Linked DNA regions of Homo sapiens: region 2 is linked to region 1. Evidence: read pairs that join two places in POLR2A ChIA-PET (ENCODE). Cell type or tissue: GM12878. All regions are shown on one strand. Links, peaks and the distances in the headings refer to the core of each region. The heading gives the core; the rest is flanking DNA.

Region 1 (5,382 bases), core at 276-5,275:
AAGAATTCAAGACATTCTATCCCCATTGGGTCAATTTGTGGAAAATAGAAGATTCAACCTCATATGGAGAAAAGATACATATGAGTTAGTCTGTAAGCAACTTCGGCCTTCTATGAAGAATAAAATGTGTGCAAATACAAACATAATCTTGCAGGGAGTTAAATATCCTGAGACCATGTAAGTGCCCAAGGATGAGCAAGCAAATCCAGGATAGGCTGCATATTATTAAAGAATCTGTTATACAGCATGCAAACATGGTTCTAGAAGCAGCTACCTGTGTAACTAATTTTGGGGTATAGGAAGCCCAGGTACCACAAGGGTAGTAAGATAATTTTTTGTTTCATCCCAATGAAAGCAGCTGGATGTAACCCATTTTTGCTGCAGCCGATTGCAAAATCAGCCTTATTGCTCCTGTCTCTCTGGGTTCTGTGAATATGGGTTCTGGATGTAGTGTGTGTGTGTGTGTGTGTGTGTGTGTGTGTGTGTGTGTGTGTGTTTTCTTTTTTTCTGTTGTTGCTGTTGTTCTCTTTGCCATTACAGCATTACTATCTTTTGTAACAAAACTTTTAATTTAATTTTTCAGAGCATTAAGCACCTTCTTACCCTCACCAAAATTATCTAATAGAGCAGGGTCTAAGCATTGTGTTTGACCATGATTGATTGCTTTAAGCACTAAGCTATAGTTGGTTTCCATGGAGCAAATAATAGCACCACACTTGCTGGATTAACGTTTATTGGAAAAAATTGATGTGCTCAAGGACAGCAGCAGGAATGAAGTCTTGCTGTTGCCATTCACATTCTGAGGCAGGTCGCAGCAACCTGATAGGGTGAGGTGTTAGATTTTGGGATAGTGACTTCACCTCTGGACTTTGAGGCTTTTAAGGATCATGATTAGGGAAGTATTTGCTATTCTCCTGAAGTGATCAGGGACAGGTTCCCAGCTTTATGGTTGCAGCCATATGACATGACAAACTAGTGACAGAATCCCCCACATTAGCCTTCATAGTTGAGGAAGAACACACCTCTTTCCTGGCATGTTCTGGGTGGGTAGTTTGGTAGACAGAGCAGCGGACTCTTCAAAGATGTCTAACTCCTACTTCCTGGAACCTGGGAATAGGTCATGTTACATGGCAAGTGAGAATTAAGGTGCTAGATAAAATTATGTTTGCTAATCAGCTGACCTTAACATTAAGAGATTATCTTGGATTATTTGGGTGACCCATTGTGATCACAAGGGTCATTAAATGTGGAAGAGGAAAGCAAGAGTTTATGTCAGAGTAATGTGATGTGAGAAAGACTTGCCTGGTTATTGCTTTAAGGATGGAAGGGGGCCACAAGCCAAGGAAGGCGGGCAGCCTCTAGAAGCTGGAAAAGGCAAGAGACAGATTCTCCACTAGAGCCTCCAGAAGGAGCACAGCCCTGTTGACCCATTTTAGAATTCTGACTTTCAGACTGTAAGAAAATAAATTTGTCTTGTTCTAAGCCATAAAATTTGTGGTAATTTGTTTTACAGTAGCAATAGGATACTGAGTCCAAATCTTGACAGTATTGGACAGTATTGATTGCCTCAAGTAACTGAGTTGTAATCTGTTTTCGTAGAGCCTTGCAGATGCCAGCTTCTTCCTCCTGCAGGTAGCCATTCTTGGACAAGTTGATATAGTTTAGATGCTTGTCGCCTCCAAATCTCATGTTGGAATGTAATCCCCAATGTTAGAAGTGTATGTATCATGGGGGCAGATCCCTCATGAATTGCTTAGTACCATCCCCTTGGTGATGAGTGAGTTCTTACTCTGGTAGTTTATGTGAGATCTGGTTGTTTGAAAGAGTGTTGCACCTCCCCGCCCCCACCTCTTGCTCACTGTCTTGCCATGTGACATTGCTCTCCCTACACTTTCTGCCATGATTATAAGCTCCCTGAGGCCCTCAACAGGAGCAGATGCTGGAGCCACGCTTGTACAGCCTGCAGAACCTTGAATCAATTAAACATTTTTTATAAAAATAAATTACTCAGCTTCAGGTATTTCTTTATAGCAACACAAAAATTTTTGATAAAATTGGTACCAAAGAGTGCGGCATTGCTCTAAAGATACCTGAAGATGTGGAAGCACCTTTGGAACTGGATAACAGGCAGAAGATTGAGGAAGACAGATTCAGGCAGATTCAGAAGATAGAAAGATGAGGGAAAGTTTGGAACTTCTTAGAGACTGATTAAATGGTTGTGACCAAAATGCTGATGGATATATGGACAGTGAAGTCTAGGCAGACAAAGTCTCAGATGGAAATGAGGACGTTATTGGGAACTGGAGTAAAGATTACCCATGTTATGCCCTGGCAAAGAGCTCGGTCACATTTTGTCCATGTCCTAGGGATCTGTGGAAGGTTGAACTTAAGAGTGATTACTTAGGGTATCTGATGGAAGAAATTTCTAAGCAGCAAAGCATTCAGGAATAAGGTGGTGCCAGGCATGGTGGTTCATGCCTGTAATCCCAGCATTTGGGAGGCTAAGGTGGGCAGATCCCTTGAGGTCAGGAGTTTGAGATCAGTCTGGCCAACATGGAAAAACCCCTATCTCTACTAAAAATACAAAAATTAGCTGGGTGTGGTGGTGCATGCCTTTAGTCCAGCTACTTGGGAGGCTGAGGCAGGTGAATTGCTTGAACCTAGGAGGCAGAGGTTGTAGTGAGTCGAGATCGTGCCACTGCACTCCAGCCTGGGTAACAAAGAAAGACTCCATCCTAAAAAACAAAACAAAAACAATCAAACAAAAAAACAATGGAGTGGCTGCTTCTAACAGCAATTAGATAAGGAAAAAAATAAATGACTTAAAGTTAAAATTTATATTTAAAAGGGAAGCAGAGCATAAAAATTTAGAAAGTTTGCAGCCTAGCCATGTGGCAGAGGAGGAAAAAAGTATTTTCAGGGGAGGGATCCTGTAGAGCAACCACTTGCTAGAGAGACTTGCATGACTAAAGCCAAGTGCCAATGTCCAAAACAATTGGAAAAGGCTTTGAAGCCATTTCAGAAGTCTTCAGGACAGCTCCTCCCATCGCAGACCCAGAGTTTTAGGAGGAAAGAATGGTTTCAGGGGCCAGGCCCAAGGTATAGGTGCCCTGCTCAGCCTCAGGATGCTACTCTCTGCCTTCAGGCAACTCTGGCTCCAGGCTCAGCTCAAAGGGCCACAGGTACAGCTCAGAATGCTGCTTTGGAGAGTGCAGGCCATAAGCCTTGATGGCTTCAATGTGGTGTTAAATATACAGGTTCACAGAATGCAAGAGTGAAGGAGGCTTGGCAACTTTCACCTAGATTTCAGAGGATGTATGGGAAAGGCTAGGTGCCCAGGCAGAAGCCTGCTACAGGGGTGAAGCCCCCACAGGGAACCTCTACTAGGTCAGTGCCAAAGGAAATGTGAGATTGGAGCCTGCACATGGAGTCCCCATTGGGGCACTGCCTGGTGGATCTGTGGGAACAGGGCTGCAACCCTCCAGACCTGAGATTGGTAGAGCCACCAGCAGCTTGTATCTTGAGCCTGAAAAAGCTGCAGGCACTCAGCTCCAACCCATGAGAGTAGCCATGGGTGCTGGACCCTACAAAACCACAGGGTTGGAGCTGTCCAAGACCTTGGGAGTTTACCCCTTGCACCAAATATGCCCTGGCTGTGTAACATGAAGTCAAAGGAGATTATTTTGGAGATTTAAGATTTAATGACTACCTTGCTGGGTTTAGGACTTGTGTGGGGCCTGTTGTCCTTTTCTTTTGGCCTATTTCTTCATTTTGAAATGGGAATATTTACTCAATGCCTGTACCATCATTGTATCTTGGAAGTAAATAACTTGTATTTGACTTCACAGGCTCATAGGTGGAAGGAACTCATCTCTAGATGAGAATTTGGACTTGGGATTTTTGATTGAGTTGATGCTGGAATAAGTTAAGACTTTGGGGGAACTATTGAGAAAGGATGATTATGTTTTGCAGTGTGAGAAGGACGTGACATTTGGGGGCTCAGGGTTACAATGATACAGTTTGGATGTTTGTCCTTTCCAAATCTCATGTTGAAATGTAATCCCCAATGTTGGAGGTGGGGCCTAATGAGAGGTGTTTGGATCATGGGGGCAGATCCCTCATGAATGGCTTAGTATCATCCCCTTGGTGATGAGTGAGTTCTTGCTCTGGCAGTTCATAAGAGACCTGGTTGTTTAAAAGAGTGTGGCACCTCCCCCACACCCGACTCCCTCTCTTGCCATGTGACATTGCCTGCTCTCCCTTCACCTTCTGCCATGATTGGGAGCTTCCTTAGGCCCTCACCAGAAGCAGATGCTGAAGAGTTGCTTGTATAGTCTGCAGCACCATGATCCAATTAAATCTCTTTTTAAAAATAAATGATGTCACCTCAGGTATTTCTTTATAGTGATGCAAAAATGGACTGATGCATTAATCCTTATTAACTCACCTCTCATGAACATTTCTAACTCAGATTTAGAACCACATGATATTAGCTTTATTTTTCTTTTTAAAATCAATTTCTTTTTTATTTAAAAATATTTAATTGACAAAGATTGTATATATTCAAGGTGTACCATGTAATGATTTGTGTGTATATTGTGTAATGATTATCACAATAAAATTAATTAACACACCCATCACCACCCATGCTGTACATTAGATCCCCAGAACTTGTTTATTTTATAACTGAATATTTGCACCCTTTGAACAACATCTCCTCATTTTCCCTACCGCCACCAGACGCTGGCAACTATTATTCTGCTCTCCATTTCTATGAGTTTAACTTTTTTAGATTCCACCTACAAATGAGATCATATAGTATTTGATACTAAACCAGCAGGTCTCCTCTCTGATGCCAAATATCCTGGCCCTCAACAGCATCAATATAACTGTTTGCTTCATTCAAACCACACACACATGCACACACACACCAGAATGTATAGCACCAATGTTATTGCTGTACTATTATTACTGAAAACAGCTTAATACTTTATAATTGTTTTTAGTTCTCTTTGTCCTTAGAGTATAGTTCACAGGGATGTGCAGTCCAATTACTTTGTCTTAAAGTTACTTGAAATTATTTCTTCCTGTTTGCTGCTACTTTGATGCAAAATTAAGTTTACTTGTTTAATTTACTTTTGATTTTTAGGTATTGAGTTATTTCTGTTTTATATTTTTGTAATTCATTTGTCTGGTTTCAAAGTCAAATTTATTAAATAAGGTATTTTTACCTTCTTTTCCTGTCTTCTCCTTTTTCTTCTTTGTTTTCCTTAAAATATTTTTATACTATATCCCTCAATTAAAAAATATGTGCATATATGTGTGTATGTGTGCATATAAATATGTATATATCTATGTCTCTATATATCTGCTTCTTTCTCT
Region 2 (5,382 bases), core at 74-5,073, 50 kb after region 1:
CACGTATAGGTTATCCATAAGAATTCCCAAATATTGAAGAAGCTTAAAAAGTGTGTTAAACAGTCCTTTCTGCCCAGAGATCAAAGGCAGCTGAAAGATCTATATTGGATATCCTGATCTATTCTTCAGTCTCAATGGATTCAGCTCCCTTGGAAATGCTTTTTTGTGCATGAGCAATCACTTGTATCTGAGACTTTCTGAGTCATTGATTAGTGCGGGTTTGCATCATCAGATACAGCTTGAAACCAATCTTTAGAATGTTTCCCAGTCATCTTTTTGTGATTTTATGATGGCAAGAATTTACATTCCTTCCCCGTCCCATGACTGGTATGTGTGTTCTAGGAAAAGTTGGCATTGGTTCTATCTGGATGTATTGATGCTGCTGTTTTGGGGGAATATCCAGTGCCAGAAAATGCCTGGAACACCCTGATCCAGTGGGAGGGTGTTAAACCCTAATGGGTCTATGCCATTGTCAATGTTCAGCAGGCCAGATGCCTTTGGAGGGAGAAGGTCAGGGGTTTGGACCTTTGGGGTTAACCACCACTCAATAATTTCCTACAGTCAAAGACTCACTTCTCTCTACTGATTACACTCCCACTACCATTTTGCACTAAAGTACAAGTGCAGATTAAGTGAGTTATTCAGTTGGTTGCAACAGCATACCACTACAGGGGTAGCTGGTCTTCTAAACAGAGCTTGGGATATTACTTTACTTACATTTTTTTTTTTTTTTGAAACAGGGTCTCACTCTGTCACCTAGGCTGCAGTGCAGTGGTACAATCACAGTTCACTGCAGCCTTGACCTCTTGGGCTCAAGCAATCTTCCTGCCTTAGCCTCCTGAGTAGCTGGGACTACAGGTGAGCCACCAGCCTGGCTAATTTTTAATTTTTTTTTTTTTTGTAGAGACAGGATCTCACTATGTTTCCCAAGTTGGTCTTGAACTTCTGGCCTCAAGCAATTCTCTTGCCTTGGCCTCCCAAAATTCTGGAATTATAGGCATGAGTCACCAGAAACGGCCCACTTTATTTACTTCTGTGATGCCTATACATTGTGTTATCAATAAAACTTGAGATTCTGTAACTGAGACTGGTCTCTGTTTTTAATTAATTTCTTTTTTTTGTAATTCCAAGGCTACCACTGAGGTTCAGATTCTGCATTTTGGGGCATCAGAACTAGTTTTTTTTTTTTTAATTTGAGGAAATATGCTATATGCTAGCATAGGGATGGCAATGCAGCCTATGCATATGTGTTCATTGGAGTGTGCACACTTGTGTACATATATGCATGTGTACCATGTGGTTGCCCCTGGAGTCAATAAGGGAAATTCAAGGTGGGGGTTGGGGAGGGAACTATCTCATTGACTTATAGAGTATTGGAAAATACAGAGTTTTTCAAAATAGAGGAGGATGGCTTGCACATAGCAGCTTCCTGACCATTCCCAGGGGAAATTAAAATCCAACAGAAGAATCAAAACATATTCCTTCTTTTAGTTCTCCATTTTTTCCCTTTATTTGGAGATGAAAGAGTAGAAAAGAGAATTATTTTCTGTTTTGCAATTTACAGCTCCTAAATATTCAGAGTAGAGTGGACAGTCATATAATTGCTGTGATTGAGAATGACAATATTTTTCTGATTGAAAACATCTCTCAGTTGGCAAATATAGTGCTGGAAGTTTATACCACTGTGTCACTTCACTAGGCTTAAAGCAGAATTCAGAAGGCTCTGTTAAAATCAGAAATGTTATCTGAAAAAGTTCACTCATTATTACCTATTAGAAAGGATTACATTTTTTTTACATTAAGTGAAATGAAACATAGCACAAGTAAATTTTGTAAAGATTCAAAGGAGAGGATCTATGACGGGGAGAAGCTTGGTCTAGATGGAGTATTTTTCAAGGAGGGCTTTGAATTACCAGGGGCTAGGTTGTGTGCATTTGAGTCCTGGAGAGAAAGAGGTGGATGTACTTTGAAGAAAATTGAGGAAAAATTGAGCAGAATTTTGAATTGATAATTTTGTCCAGAGAAAACCTTGGATTTTTTTTTTTTTTTTTTTTTTTTTTTTTTTTTTTTGAGAAGGAGTCTCGCTCTGTCACTCAGGCTGGAGTGCATTGGTGCGATCTCGGCTCACTGCAACCTCTGCCTCCTGGGTTCAAGCGATTCTTCTGCCTCAGCCTCCTGAGTAGCTGGGACTACAGGAGCGTGCCACCACTCCCAGCTAACTTTTGTATTTTTAGTAGAGAAAGGGTTTCACCATATTGGTCAGTCTGGTCTCGAACTCCTGACCTCAGGTGATGCACCCACCTCAGCCTCCCAAAGTGCTGGGACTACAGGCATGAGCCACCATGCCCGGCTGGATATTTAACTTATTATATTTTATTGCTAGCTATTAATGCTTTCTATATGCTAAGCATTCAAAGTCATTTACAAATATTAACTGCTTAAAACCTTCAATTACAAGGTGGGTACTATTAAAATCATCCTTATCATGCCAGTGAGAAAACTGAGGAAGGAGGAAGTGATCTTCCCAGGTGCTATAAGTAGCCATGATTTACATCTAGGCGTTCTGCCTCTAAGTCAGCAGTCAACACTACACACATACTTCTGTGATGCATGTGAAAATACACAGCTGTCACAAATGTCAGGATTCAGAGAGGAGCATCATTGCACTTATCCCTTTCTCTTGATTTTTTTTTTTCCAGAAAGCCTTATGCTGATAACCAAGATGTATATTTTGGTTGTTTTAAATTTGTCTGTATGCATTCTTACCATTATCTAATCACCATCTTCACTTGTTAGGATGATATTCTTCTCTAGTGCAAAATTAATTCATTCATTCCTTTGTGGAACATGATATGCTGCTCTCTTTGATTTAGTTTCTAATATATGGATGTGAAAGAGCTCGTGGACTATTTTGCAATGCTTCTGTTTACAAAAGATGCCTATTTGTAGGCAAGATAAGACAGAAACTATAATTTAGTAAAGATTTATTGAGCACTTACTATGTTTTAGGCATTATGGTAAGTACTTTATAAGTATTTTCGTGTTTAATCCTTGCCACTAACCTATGAAGTAGCTACTATTATCGCCTTCATTTTATAAAAAGTAAACTGAGAAATAACAAAGTGAAAACAGAAGAACAAAACCCAGAAGAAATAAAACAAAATACCTAGAAATGAACTGAGCCAACATTTAAACCAATACTCTGCTCCAGAGAACAGCATCAGATTGTCTGTACTGATGGACAGACAATGGAATTCTGAGTTCCATTACTGTAGATTAAATGAGTTAGCACATAAAAATTACATAGATAAATACCACCTGGTAAAAAGCAAGTACTTAATAAAGGTTAACTATTAGTTTGTTACCTGAGTATATTGTATGATGCTGAGGTTTGGGGTATAAATGATCCCATCACTGAGGTACTGAGAATAGTACTCAACAGATTTTCAATTTTTTCTTCCCTCCCTCCCACATCATGTAATTCCTGGTGTCTATTGTTACCATCTTTATGTCCATGAGTGCCCAAAGTTCGGCTCCCACTTACAAGTGAGAACATGTGGTATTTGGCTTTTTGTTCCTGTGTTAATTTGCTTAGGATAATGGCCTCTAGCTGCATCTGTGTTGCTGCAAAGGACATTATTTTTCTTTTTTATGGGTGCATAGTATTCCATGGTGTATATGTACCACATTTTCTTCATCCAAGCCACCGTTGGTGGGCACCTAATTTGATTCCATGTCTTTGTTATTGTGAGCTGTGCTGTGATGAACATATGAATGCATGTGTCTTTTTGGAAGAATGATGTTTTCCATTGGATATATACCCAGTAATAGGATTTTTGGCTTGAATGGTGGTTCTGTTTTAAGTTATTTGAAAAATCTCCAAACAGCTTTCTACAGTGGCTGAACTAACTTACATTCCCACAAACAGTATATAAGCATTCCCTTTTCTCCACAGCCTCGCCAACATCTGTTGTTTTTTGACTTTTTTTTTTTTTTTTCAGACGGAGTTTCACTCTTGTTGCCCAGGCTGGAGTGCAATGATGCGATTTCGGCTCACCGCAACCTCCACCTCCCGGGTTCAAGTAGTTCTTCTGCCTCAGCCTCCCAAGTAGCTGGTATTACAGGTATGCACCACCACACCCGGCTAATTTTGTATTTTTAGTAGAGTCAGGGTTTCTCCATGTTGGTCAGGCTGGTCTCGAACTCCTGACCTCAGGTGATCTGCCCTTCTCGGCCTCCCAAAGTGCTGGGATTACAGGCCTGAGCCACTGCACCTGGCCCTTGACTTTTTAATAATAGCCATTCTGACTGGTGTGAGATGGTATCTCATTGTGGTTTTGATTTGCATTTCTCTGATGATTAGTGATGATGGGAACTTTTGTCTTATTTTGTTTTTATTTAGTTTATTAAACTTTTAAAATTAAAGCCTAAAATGTATACAGAAAATGTACATTTCCTAAAGTGTAGAATTCACTGAGTTTTTGCAAACTGATTACTGTCATGTAATTGGCATTCAGATGAAGAACAGAACATGTCCAGTACCTAGAGACCACTTTTGTTCCTTCTGGGCACTATCCCAAAACCTCAGGAGTAACCACCATCCTGACTCCCAACAGCATTGATTTGCCTTCACTTTTTTTGCGGGGGGAGGTGGTGGGGCACAGAGTTTCACTCTTTTTGCCCAGGCTGGAGTGCAATGGCACAATCTTGGCTCACTGCAATCTCAGCCTACTGGGTTCAAGTGATTCTCCTGCCTCAGCCTCCCAAGTAGCTGGGATTACAGGCATGCACCACCATGCCTGACTAATTTTGTATTTTTAGTAGAGACAGGGTTTCTCCATGTTGGTCAGGCTGGTCTTGAACTCCTGACCTCAGGTGATCCACCCGCCTTGGCCTCCCAAACTGCTGGGATTACAGGTGTGAGCCACCGCGTCCAGCCTCTTGTTTTATCTTTTATAGAAATGGAAGCAGGGAGTTTTATTCTTTTGTGTCAGGCCTCCTTCACTCCAATGTCTCAAAGTCTGTGAGAGTCATCCTTATTGTCTCAATGTCTGTGAGATTCATCCTTATTGTTGCATGTACTTAAGCTTGCTCATTCTTATTATATTACATTGTGTGAATATACCACAATCTACTTATACAGTTGCACTGTTGACGGGCATTTGAGTAGTTTCCAGTATGGAGCACTTATGAGTAGTGCTATGTTATAGTACATGCCTTTGGTAAACATGTATTAGCTATTTTTACTGACCATTATGTACGTTAGAGAAAATTCAGCATGATGGTTTAGTCAGAAGGAAATAAAAACCAAGAAGATCCTGTTATTAGTGTATTAAAAATTAATGTCGATTGAGAAAATATTGCAAAACAAAAGAAAACATG

The links. Peaks named below come from ENCODE experiments on the same cell type or tissue, not always from the same donor. Only the 100,000 strongest peaks of a DNase experiment are listed, where the experiment ranks them.
Region 2: POLR2A ChIA-PET joins it to region 1 with 9 read pairs; 4 of 35 experiments call an interaction of 5 or more read pairs at or near these places.

The regions. Positions count from the first base shown.
Region 1 is chr21:25,542,462-25,547,843 of GRCh38, reverse strand. No RefSeq gene overlaps it. Among named protein-coding and RNA genes, the nearest start is that of MIR155HG, 17 kb to the left of the region's middle. In GM12878, for the core only: no CTCF peak of the experiment used is centred there; no DNase peak of the experiment used is centred there.
Region 2 is chr21:25,492,185-25,497,566 of GRCh38, reverse strand. LOC105372753 (a long non-coding RNA gene) reads left to right here. Exons shown (of 10, transcript NR_188560.1): 6 at 741-858; 7 at 4,002-4,124. Among named protein-coding and RNA genes, the nearest start is that of LINC00158, 63 kb to the right of the region's middle. RefSeq lists an enhancer at 2,294-2,383. In GM12878, for the core only: no CTCF peak of the experiment used is centred there; no DNase peak of the experiment used is centred there; H3K4me3 peaks cover 351 bases; H3K27ac peaks cover 3,903 bases.